2 separate regions of the Homo sapiens genome follow, and region 2 is linked to region 1. A link is a contact called in ENCODE Hi-C or POLR2A ChIA-PET data. All regions are on one chromosome and are shown on one strand. The core of a region is the stretch at or near the end of the contact, and the rest is flanking DNA. Distances in the headings are between cores, read along the strand shown.

Region 1 (4,707 bases), core at 623-3,122:
GATCCCAGCTACTTGGGAGGCTGAGGTGGGAGGATCGCTTGGGCTGCAATGAGCTGTGATTGTGAGCTGTGATTGTGCCACTGCACTCCAGCTTGAGCGACAGAGCCAGCAAGACCCTATCTCAAAAAAAAAAAAAAAAAAAAAAAAAAAAAGTCTGCCAGGCGCAGTGGCTCATGCCTGTAATCCCAGCACTTTGGGAGGCTGAGTCAGGTGGATCACCTGAAGTCAGGAGTTCAAGACCAGCCTGGCCAACATGGTGAAACCCCGCCTCTACTAATAATACAAAAATTAGCCGGGCATGGTAGTACACACCTGTAATCCCAGCTACTTGGGAGGCTGAGGCAGGAGAATCGCTTAAACCCGGGAGGCAGAGGTTGCAGCGAGCCAAGACCACACCATTGCACTCCAGCCTGGTGACAAAGTAAGACTCTGTCTCAAAAAACAAAACAAAACAAAACAAAACAAAAAAAAAACAAAAAAAATTAGCAATACCTAAGTGTAAAGTATTCTCTGGTTATTCTGGGATCATTTCATTCAAGACCTCCCCATCCCTGGCACCAACTCGACATACCAGAATCCTGGTCTGTAGACAAAGCTGTGGTTCTGGGGCAGCACAGAGCTGTTTCCCTTCTTTCAGCTGCTGCTGAATAAACTTCTCATAGCCCTCAGGGTCACTCTGAGCTAGATCATCTAGGAGGTTCCAAAACTGAGTAACTTGGGTAAGCAGACCTTTTGAGGATGTCTCCATGACTTATGAGTGGTGAATAATTTTCTTAAGCCTGTGGAAAAACACGACTTCAGGAAGAAAACTGTCTGTGTAATTATTGATTCATTTCTGCTTTGGGGAGGTGGAATGGGTCAGGAATTGTTTTGGTGAAGTTAGGACAGCATTTGTGTCTAAAAGGTTGTGGATCAGCACCACTTTATGTTTTCCTTATTCTTTAATTATCTAGTACCTCTTCCTAAATTCTCACATTGTCCTCTCAGATAAGGCCTTACTTCTATTTGGACCCTGACAAGTCAGAGTAATCATTTTAAGTCTGGGTTTCCTGATCTTCTTGTTCCAACACCTGACTGGTGGCTCCCCAGTTCTGAAATTGCCAGAGGTGTGGTGTGGGGTGAGGGCCACATAAGACTTCCTTAATCCTCAGTATAGTTTAGTATTTCAAAGCATGGACTTGTGAGCCAGAATGCCTAGATTCCGGTCTTAGTTCTATCTCTCACTAGCTCTGTGACCTTGAGCAATTAATGTTCTGTTCAAAATGAAGACGATAATACCTCTACCATAGGATTATTGCGAGATTAAGTAAGCTAATAGAGAGGCTGGGACACTTCTCTACGTCTTCAGATAAATCTCCTTAGCCTCTTCTCCCATTGGAGAGGTGTCCCACAGCATCTTTAGAATGAGGAAAAGAGGTTTAGATTCTTCAATTACTGTGTAAGGGTTATGCTAAACGGGAAACTTAACTAACGGATAATCATTCCATAGGTCTGCAAACCCACCTCTTCTCTCAGTTCTAACGGGTAATCATTCTATAGGTTGGCAAACCCACCTCTTCTCTCAGTTCCTTGACAAACCGCGACGCCTGTTACCAGGGTAACCAGCCTGGGTACAACATCTAATTGGGTCCGGGGAACTTCAGGGAGAAAAGTCTCTTCATATCTAGTTCCGGAATGTCCCCCTTCTGGTGCCAGGCTTGCTTTTCAGTTGGGCCTGACCCACTTCTCTTCCAGGAAAGCGCCCGCCTTCCTTCTGCACCCGTCAACCTCTGGAGTGTCCTGAAAACCCTCCCTTGTGGGAGTCTCTGGGCTGCCTGTTGGTGGGACGATTTCTCAGGAGCACGACTTCCGGCCTGAAAAGGAAGTCTCCTCCTTTTTCTCCCAAACCACTTCTTCCCCCCTACCCCCCGCCACGCGAGGCTGCGGCGCACGGTATGGGTGTGTTTGTGTGTATTTGTGTGGGGAGGGCGTTTGGAGGGAAGGTTACCGGGAGCTCCGAGGCCGCTGGGGAACAGGGATCCCGGTGACAAAGATGGGGATATTTCCTCTGTCTTCCACTTGGAAACCTCAACCCCCGCTTCAGGCTCCCTAGATACTTTCTGGGGCCCAACCGAAGGCCGTAGCCATCCAAAGCGTTCCCAGCCTTTCTGGGGAGTGAAACTTACCCCCGGGGTTCGTCCTAGAGGAGCGTGAGCGGGGAATGCCCAGGTCAACCGGGCTGTCCGAATTCCGCCCCGGCTCAGCCTCCGGCCTCAGTCCGGGAGAGAGATCTGCCTGTCGGTCTGGGCTGGGGGAAACGCGGCAGTGGCCTGGGCCACAGGTGAGGGCAGAGTAACCAGTGGGAAGGCTGCGTTTTCACGAAGGACTCGGGTGAAGCTGCAGAGCTGCCTTTGAGCCCTGACTCCTTGGCTTCCTGGGTCGGAGGAGATCTTGTAATGGAGTGGTTCTTCGTCTCACTAGCAAGATGCCTGATTTCCTCAGGATCAAGGGGTGAGTGAGCGTTGGGGTGGTTGCACAAAGCTCCTGCTAGCTACACACGAAAATATTCTTGTCATCTAGTTTTTGGAAGCTTCCGTAGCAAGTAGGAAATAAAATGCCCCCAAATGGAGAAATTTAGGACATCTTTGCATTTGATGTTTTGAGTAATCAGTTTCTGTTACTGTTGACACCCGTGGTTCCTGACACTCTCAAATCTACGTATTTGCTTCAGTGCAAACTATATTGGGATTGGAGGTTTGATTTTTAATTTAGACAGTGACATACATCATTTGCCTGGGACTATGTGGCTTGGGACGTTACAGCTTTAAGGGAACTTCATCTACAAAATAGGGATGGAGATACTTGCCTCATATAAAAAGTAGTTATGAGGATTAAATAAAATGGTGCTCATGAAAGCACTTAATTTTATGTAGTCTTGTGCATTTTCAAAGAACTTTAATGTACATTATCTCCTTTCATCTCACATTAGTGTGTTTAGGCATTTCCCTCTTTTAATGGTAAAGGGAAAACTATTCTTTAGAATCTCTGACTTCTAGTTCAGTGATCTTTCCTGTACCTCATATGCTTCTTTATAAAACTTCAAGAAAAGATAAAGTAATAACAGAAATTATTACTAAACGTTATTTGTTGATTCATTTCAGATTGAAGAATGTCCCGGATTCCACTGGGGAAGGTCCTCCTGAGGAATGTCATCCGGCACACAGATGCTCACAATAAGGTGGGAGGTACAACCTAGTTACTCCTCAACGCTTACTGAAGGCAAGCAGTGTGCCAAGCATTATTTTGGAACAACTGGGAGATACAAAGAATATTCTTGTCATCTAGTTTTTGGAAGCTTCCGTACACAGTAGGAAATAAAATGATGAATAAAATAGATAATTATAATACAGTTTGATAAGTACTGTATAACAGAGATATTTGCAAAGTGCTTTGGAGCACTAAGGAGGAAATAATAAAATCTACACTGGGGAATTAGAAAAGATTTTACAGAATTAGTGGTATTTCAGCTGCTGATCTTTGAACTGGTTCTTGAATAGGTATACGTTTACCAGGTATGAAATATCATTCTGGATAGACAGCATCATGCATTAATATGGCAACGAGAAAGAGCATTAATCACTTGGGGCATGGCAAGAAATTTATCCAGAAAGCAGGGAAGGTAGGGGATAGTGGCAGAAGATAAGGCCTCAGTGGTAATTAGAGTTGGATTGTGATGTTTGGAGCTGAGACTTCTTCCTCTAGGCAATAAAGAAGCCATCAAATGTTTTTAAACAGGGTGTGGCATGATCATAGTTATATTTTAGAAAGATGGTTTGTCAGCTGGGTAGGGAATGAATCAGATGGGGAGATACAGAAGGGAGAGTAATTAGGAGGCAATTGCAGTATTACAGGTGAGAGATGATGAGGGTTCGCATGAAATTAGTGACAGCAGGGATGAAGAAGAGGAATTTAGGAGATAGAATCCAAAGAAGTTGGTGGCTAATTAGATTATAATGATAAGAATGGAATCTAATTCAGTTGACCCTTGAACAATGCAGGGGCTAGGGGCATCAACCCCCTGCATAGTCGAAAATCCATGTATAACTTTTTACTCCCTCAAAATGTAAGTGCCAATAGCCTACTACTGACTGAAAGCCATAGCGATACCATAAACAGTGGATTAACACATATTTTTTATGTTACATGTATTATATACTGTATTCTTATAGTAAAGTAGCTAGAGAAAACAACATTTCATTAAGAAAATCACATTGAGTAGGCTGAGGAGGAAGAAGAGGGACTTGTTTTGCTATCTTACAGGTGGCAGAGGTGGAAGAAAATCTGAGGATAAGTGGACCTGCACAGTTGAGATTCCTGTTGTTCAAGGTCAACTGTGTAACCACCTATGTGACTGGGTAGATGATGACAATTCTGTTAATTGAGATAAAGAACAAAAAATGGGACAATTATGATAGGAAAGGTAATTAGTTTGGTTTTCAACATGTTGATGGTGAGGTGCTTATAGGATGTCCAAGCAGTTGAAAATTCAGACTTGGAGTAGAGGAGAAAAGTTGGGGCTGGACATAAAGGTTTCGGGATTATTGATGTATAGGTTGATGATAAGAGGTCATGAGAGTAGATGAGGTCACCTAGGAGAGCACATATAATGAAAAGAGGGCCAAGGCCCCTGGTTTAGTTTTCTTCAGTAAACTGTACTACTTTTGGTTT
Region 2 (4,707 bases), core at 688-3,187, 68 kb before region 1:
AGAGTCTAAAGAAACCCTCCCTCCCTCCTTCATGGAGCAAGGGAGCAGCTGCCACTGCAGGAAAGGCATGAAGCCACATCCAGACCATTCTCGCTTACGGAGCAAAGCCTTAAGCCACTGTGGAAGCGAAGTAAATCCTGTTGACCCCTCCGTCCCTGCTCTAGGCAAAGGTGAAGACCCATTACAGCTAGTGGGGATGGAAAGGAAAAGGAACACTACCTTGGCAGAGGGGCAGGAAACTATCTTGGACTCAGATTGTAAGAGGTCGCCTACCACTGGGGGAGGGACAGGATCACTGAGAAAACCCCACTTAAAAACTGGGGCTGCGTCAGGACAACAGAGAAGCACTGCTCATCCCCCACCACCAGGGGAGCAAGCACTGTTCAATTAGGAGCAGTGGACTGCTTCTGAGGCAGGAAACAGCATACAGAGACTGACTGAGGCACAGGCATATGAGGAAAGCCTACAGCTGAGGGAGGGGAAGGAACATTGAGGAACGACCCTCCAACAAGCAGCTGTCCCTAAACCTAACTCTAGAAGACTTGGAAAATGGTGGTGCACTGAAGGTAACCTTAACAAAAATCTCAATCCCAGCTCAGCTTCTGACCAAATTAACTCAACTGTCCCTACCGATGGCCTGGAAGAACAAACAGTGTGCCCATTTCTAAACAGATACTTTTACCTCTGTCTCTCCTGTCTTAACATATGTCTGGCATTCAATAAGAAATTATGAGGCATCCACAAGAGCAAGAGAAAAACGAAGCCACTGTGAAGAGCGAAAGCAGTCAACAGAATCAAACTCATATATGACAAGGATGTCGAAACCATCAGACAAGGAATTTAAAGTAACTGATTCATATGTTAAAGGCTGTAGTGAAAATGTTGATAACATGCACATACAGGTGAGGAAGACTCAACTACTGTTTATAGGAAACCCACTATAAATATAATGATATAAATGGATTTAAAAGTAAAAAGATGGATAAAGATATACCATGGAAACACTAATCAAAAGGAAGTGTGGTTATATTAGTATCTGATAAAGTATACTTGAGAACAAGGAATCATTCCAGGTATAAAGATGATACATAATAATAAAAAGGTCAATTCACCGAGAAGACATAATAATCCTAAATGTGTGTATACCCAATAACAGCTTTGAAATACCTGAAGCAGCCCAGGCACTGTGGCTCATGCCTGTAATCCCAGCATTTTGGGAGGCTGAGACAGGAGGATCACTTGTGCCCAGAAGTTTGAGACAAGCCTGGGCAACATGGTGAGACCCTGACTCAACAAAAAAATAAAAAAAATTAGCCAGGTGTGGTGGCATATGCCTGAAGTCCTAGCTACTTGGGAGGCTGAGGCAGGAGGATCACTTGAGTCTGGGAGTTGGAGGCTGCAGTGAGCTGTGATCACACCACTGCACTCCAGTCTGGGCAGCTGGGTGACAGACAGAGTGAGACACTGTCCTCTCCCGTCCCCCCCTCAAAAAATACATGAAACAAAAACTGAAAGGAGAAATAGATAAATCTAGTTACAATTGGAGGCTTTAATATTTCTTCTTTGCAGTAATCAGTAGAAGTAGTGTACAGAACATCAATAAGAATATAGAAAACCTGGGCCGGGTGTGGTGGCTTATGACTATAATCCCAGCACTTTGGGAGGCCAAGGCGGGCAGATTACTTGAGGTCAGGAGGACAGTGGGTGTAGCCCACGGAGGGTGAACCAAAGCAGGGCAGGGCGTCGCCTCACCCAGGAAGCGCAAGGCGTTGGGAGATTTCCCTTTCCTAGACAAAGGAAGCCCTGACAGACTGTACCTGGAAAAAACGGAACACTCCTCCCCCAAATACTGCGCGTTTTCAACAGTCTTAGCAAATGCAGACCAGGAGCTACTATCCAGTGCCTGGCTCGGTGGTTCCCACACCCACAGAGCCTTGCTCACAGCTAGTGCAGCAGTCAGAGATTGAACTGCGAGGCAACAGCCTGGCAGGGGGAGGGGCACCTGCCATTGCTGAGGCTTGAGTAGGTAAACAAAGCTGCCTGGAAGCTCAAACTGGGCGGAGCCCACCACAGCTCAGCTAGGCCTGCTGATTCTGTAGCCCCCACCTCTGGGAGCAGGGCATAGCTGAACAAAAGGCAGCAGAAACTTCTGCATACTTAAACGTCCCTGTCTGACAGCTCTGAAGAGAGCAGTGGTTCTACCAGCATGGCGTTTGAGCTCTGAGAACGGACAGACTGCCTCCTCAAGTGGGTCCCTGACCCCTGTGTAGCCTAACTGGGAGACACCTCCCAGTAGGGGATGACTTACATCTCATACAGGCAAGTGCCCCTCTGGGACAAAGCTTACAGAGGAAGGATCAGGCAATATTTGCTGTTCTGCAATATTTGCTGTTCTGCAGCCTCCACTGGTGATACCCAGGCAAACAGGGTCTGGAGTGGACCTCCAGCAAACTCCAACAGACCTGCAGCTGAGGGACCTGACTGTTAGAAGGAAAACTAACGAACAGAAAGGAATAGCATCAGCATCCACAAAAAGGACATCCACACCAAAACCTCATCTCTAGGTCACCAACATCAAAGACCAAAGGTAGATAAAACCACAAAGATGGGGAGAAACCAGAGCAGAAAAGCTGAAGATTCTAAAAACGAGAGTACCTCTTCTCCTCCAAAGGATCGCAGCTCCTCACCAGCAAGGGAACAAAGTTGGACGGAGAATGACTTTGATGAGTTGACAGAAGTCGGCTTCAGAAGGTCGGTAATAAACTTCTCCGAGCTAGAGGAGGATGTTTGAACCCATTGCAAGGAAGCTAGAAACCTTGAAAAAAGATTAGATGAATGGCTAACTAGAATAAACAGTGTAGAGAAGACCTTAAATGACCTGATGGAGCTGAAAACCATGGCATGAGAACTTTGTGATGCACGCACAAGCTTCAATAGCCAATGCGATCAAGTGGAAGAAAGGGTATCAGTGATTGAAGATCAAATTAATGAAATAAAGTGAGAAGAGAAGTTTAGAGAGAAAAGAGTAAAAAGCAACGAACAAAGCCTCCAAGAAACATGGGACTATGTGAAAAGACCAAATCTACGTTTGATTGGTGTACCTGAAAGTGACAGGGAGAATGGAACCAAGTTGGAAAACACTGTTCAGGATATTATCCAGGAATACTTACCCAATCTAGCAAGGCAGGCCAACATCCAAATCTAGGAAATACAGAGAACACCACAAAGATACTCCTCAAGAAGAGCAACCCCAAGACACATAATTATCAGATTCACCAAGGTGGAAATGAAGGAAAAAATGTTAAGGGCAGCCAGAGAGAAAGGTCAGGTTACCCACAAAGGGAAACCCATCAGACTAACAGCGGATCTCTCGACAGAAACTCTACAAGCCAGAAGAGAGTGGGGGCCAATATTCAACATTCTTAAAGAAAAGAGTTTTCAACGCAAAATTTCATATCCAGCCAAACTAAGCTTCATAAGTGAAGGAGAAATAAAATCCTTAACAGACAAGCAAATGCTAAGAGATTCTGTCACCACCAGGACTGCCTTACAAGAGCTCCTGAAGGAAGCACTAAACATGGAAAGGAACAACCGGTACCAGCCACTGCAAAAACATGCCAAATTGTCAAGACCATCGATGCTATGATGAAACTTGCATCAATTAATGGGCAAAATAAGCAGCTAACATCATAATGACAGGATCAAATTCACACATAACAATATTAACCTTAAATGTAAATGGGCTAAATGCCCCAATGAAAAGTGACAGACTGGCAAATTGGATAGAGTCAAACCCATCGGTGTGCTGTACTCAGGAGACCCATATCACGTGCAGAGACACACATAGGCTCAAATAAAGGGATGGAGCAAGATCTACCAAGCAAATGCAAAGCAAAAAAAAAAAAAAAAGAAAAGCAGGGATTGAAATCCTACTCTCTGATAAAACAGACTTTAAACCAACAAAGATCAAAAGAGACAAGGCCATTACATAATGGTAAAGGGATCAATTCAACAAGAAGAGCTAACTATCCTAAATTTATATGCACCCAATACAGGAGCACCAAGATTCATAAACCAAGTCCTTAGAGACCTACAAAGAGACTTAGACTCCCACACAATAATAATGGGAGACTTTTACACCCCACTGTCAATATTAGATCAACGAGACAGATTAACAAGGATATCCATGACTTGAACTCAGCTCTGCACCAAGCAGACCTAATAGACATCTACAGAACTCTCCACCCCAAATCAACAGAATATACATTCTTCTTAGCACCACATCACACTTATTCTAAAATTGATCATACAGTTGGAAGTAAAGCACTCTTCAGCAAATGTAAAAAACAGAAATCACAACAAACTGTCTCTCAGACCACAGCACAATCAAATTAGAACTCAGGATTAAGAAACTCACTCAAAACTGCACAACTACATGGAAACTGAACAACCTGCTCCTGAATGACTACTGGCTAAATAACGAAATGAAGGGAGAAATAAAGATGTTCTTTGAAACCAATGAGAACAAAGACACAACGTACCAGAATACCTGAGACACATTTAAAGCAGTGTGTAGAGGGAAATTTTTAGCACTAAATGCCCACAGGAGAAAGCAGGAAAGATCTAAAATCGACACCTTAACATCACAATTAAAAGAAATCGAGAATCAAGAGCAAAGAAATTCAAACGCTAGCAAAAGGCAAGAAA

What was found. A loop is a pair of places that touch in the nucleus more often than their neighbours do. ChIA-PET counts read pairs that join two places held with the same protein, here RNA polymerase II (POLR2A). Pooled maps may share reads with other maps.
Region 2: a map with no recorded cell type shows a loop between it and region 1 (7-fold over the local background). The contact joins the enhancer-like site here to the promoter of NKAPD1 in region 1. A Hi-C loop is called at or near these places in 9 of 37 single-sample maps with no recorded cell type and 5 of 50 pooled maps. POLR2A ChIA-PET finds 5 or more read pairs at or near these places in 4 of 52 experiments (GM12878, HepG2, OCI-LY7 and 1 more).

What each region holds. Positions count from the first base shown.
Region 1 is chr11:112,072,427-112,077,133 of GRCh38, forward strand. NKAPD1 (NKAP domain containing 1) reads left to right here and starts at 1,873. Exons shown (of 6, transcript NM_018195.4): 1 at 1,873-2,490; 2 at 3,141-3,217. The coding sequence starts at 3,149. It overlaps PIH1D2 (PIH1 domain containing 2), which reads right to left and starts at 1,591. Exons shown (of 6, transcript NM_138789.4): 1 at 1,554-1,591; 2 at 572-779. The coding sequence starts at 748. RefSeq lists enhancers at 1,676-1,725, 2,136-2,255, 2,316-2,365.
Region 2 is chr11:112,004,239-112,008,945 of GRCh38, forward strand. The region is part of intron 17 of DIXDC1 (DIX domain containing 1); the gene reads left to right. Among named protein-coding and RNA genes, the nearest start is that of DLAT, 19 kb to the right of the region's middle. Within about 2 kb of position 1,938, at least 2 of the 41 ENCODE cell types and tissues checked have a DNase peak (open chromatin) inside an H3K27ac peak, as active enhancers do.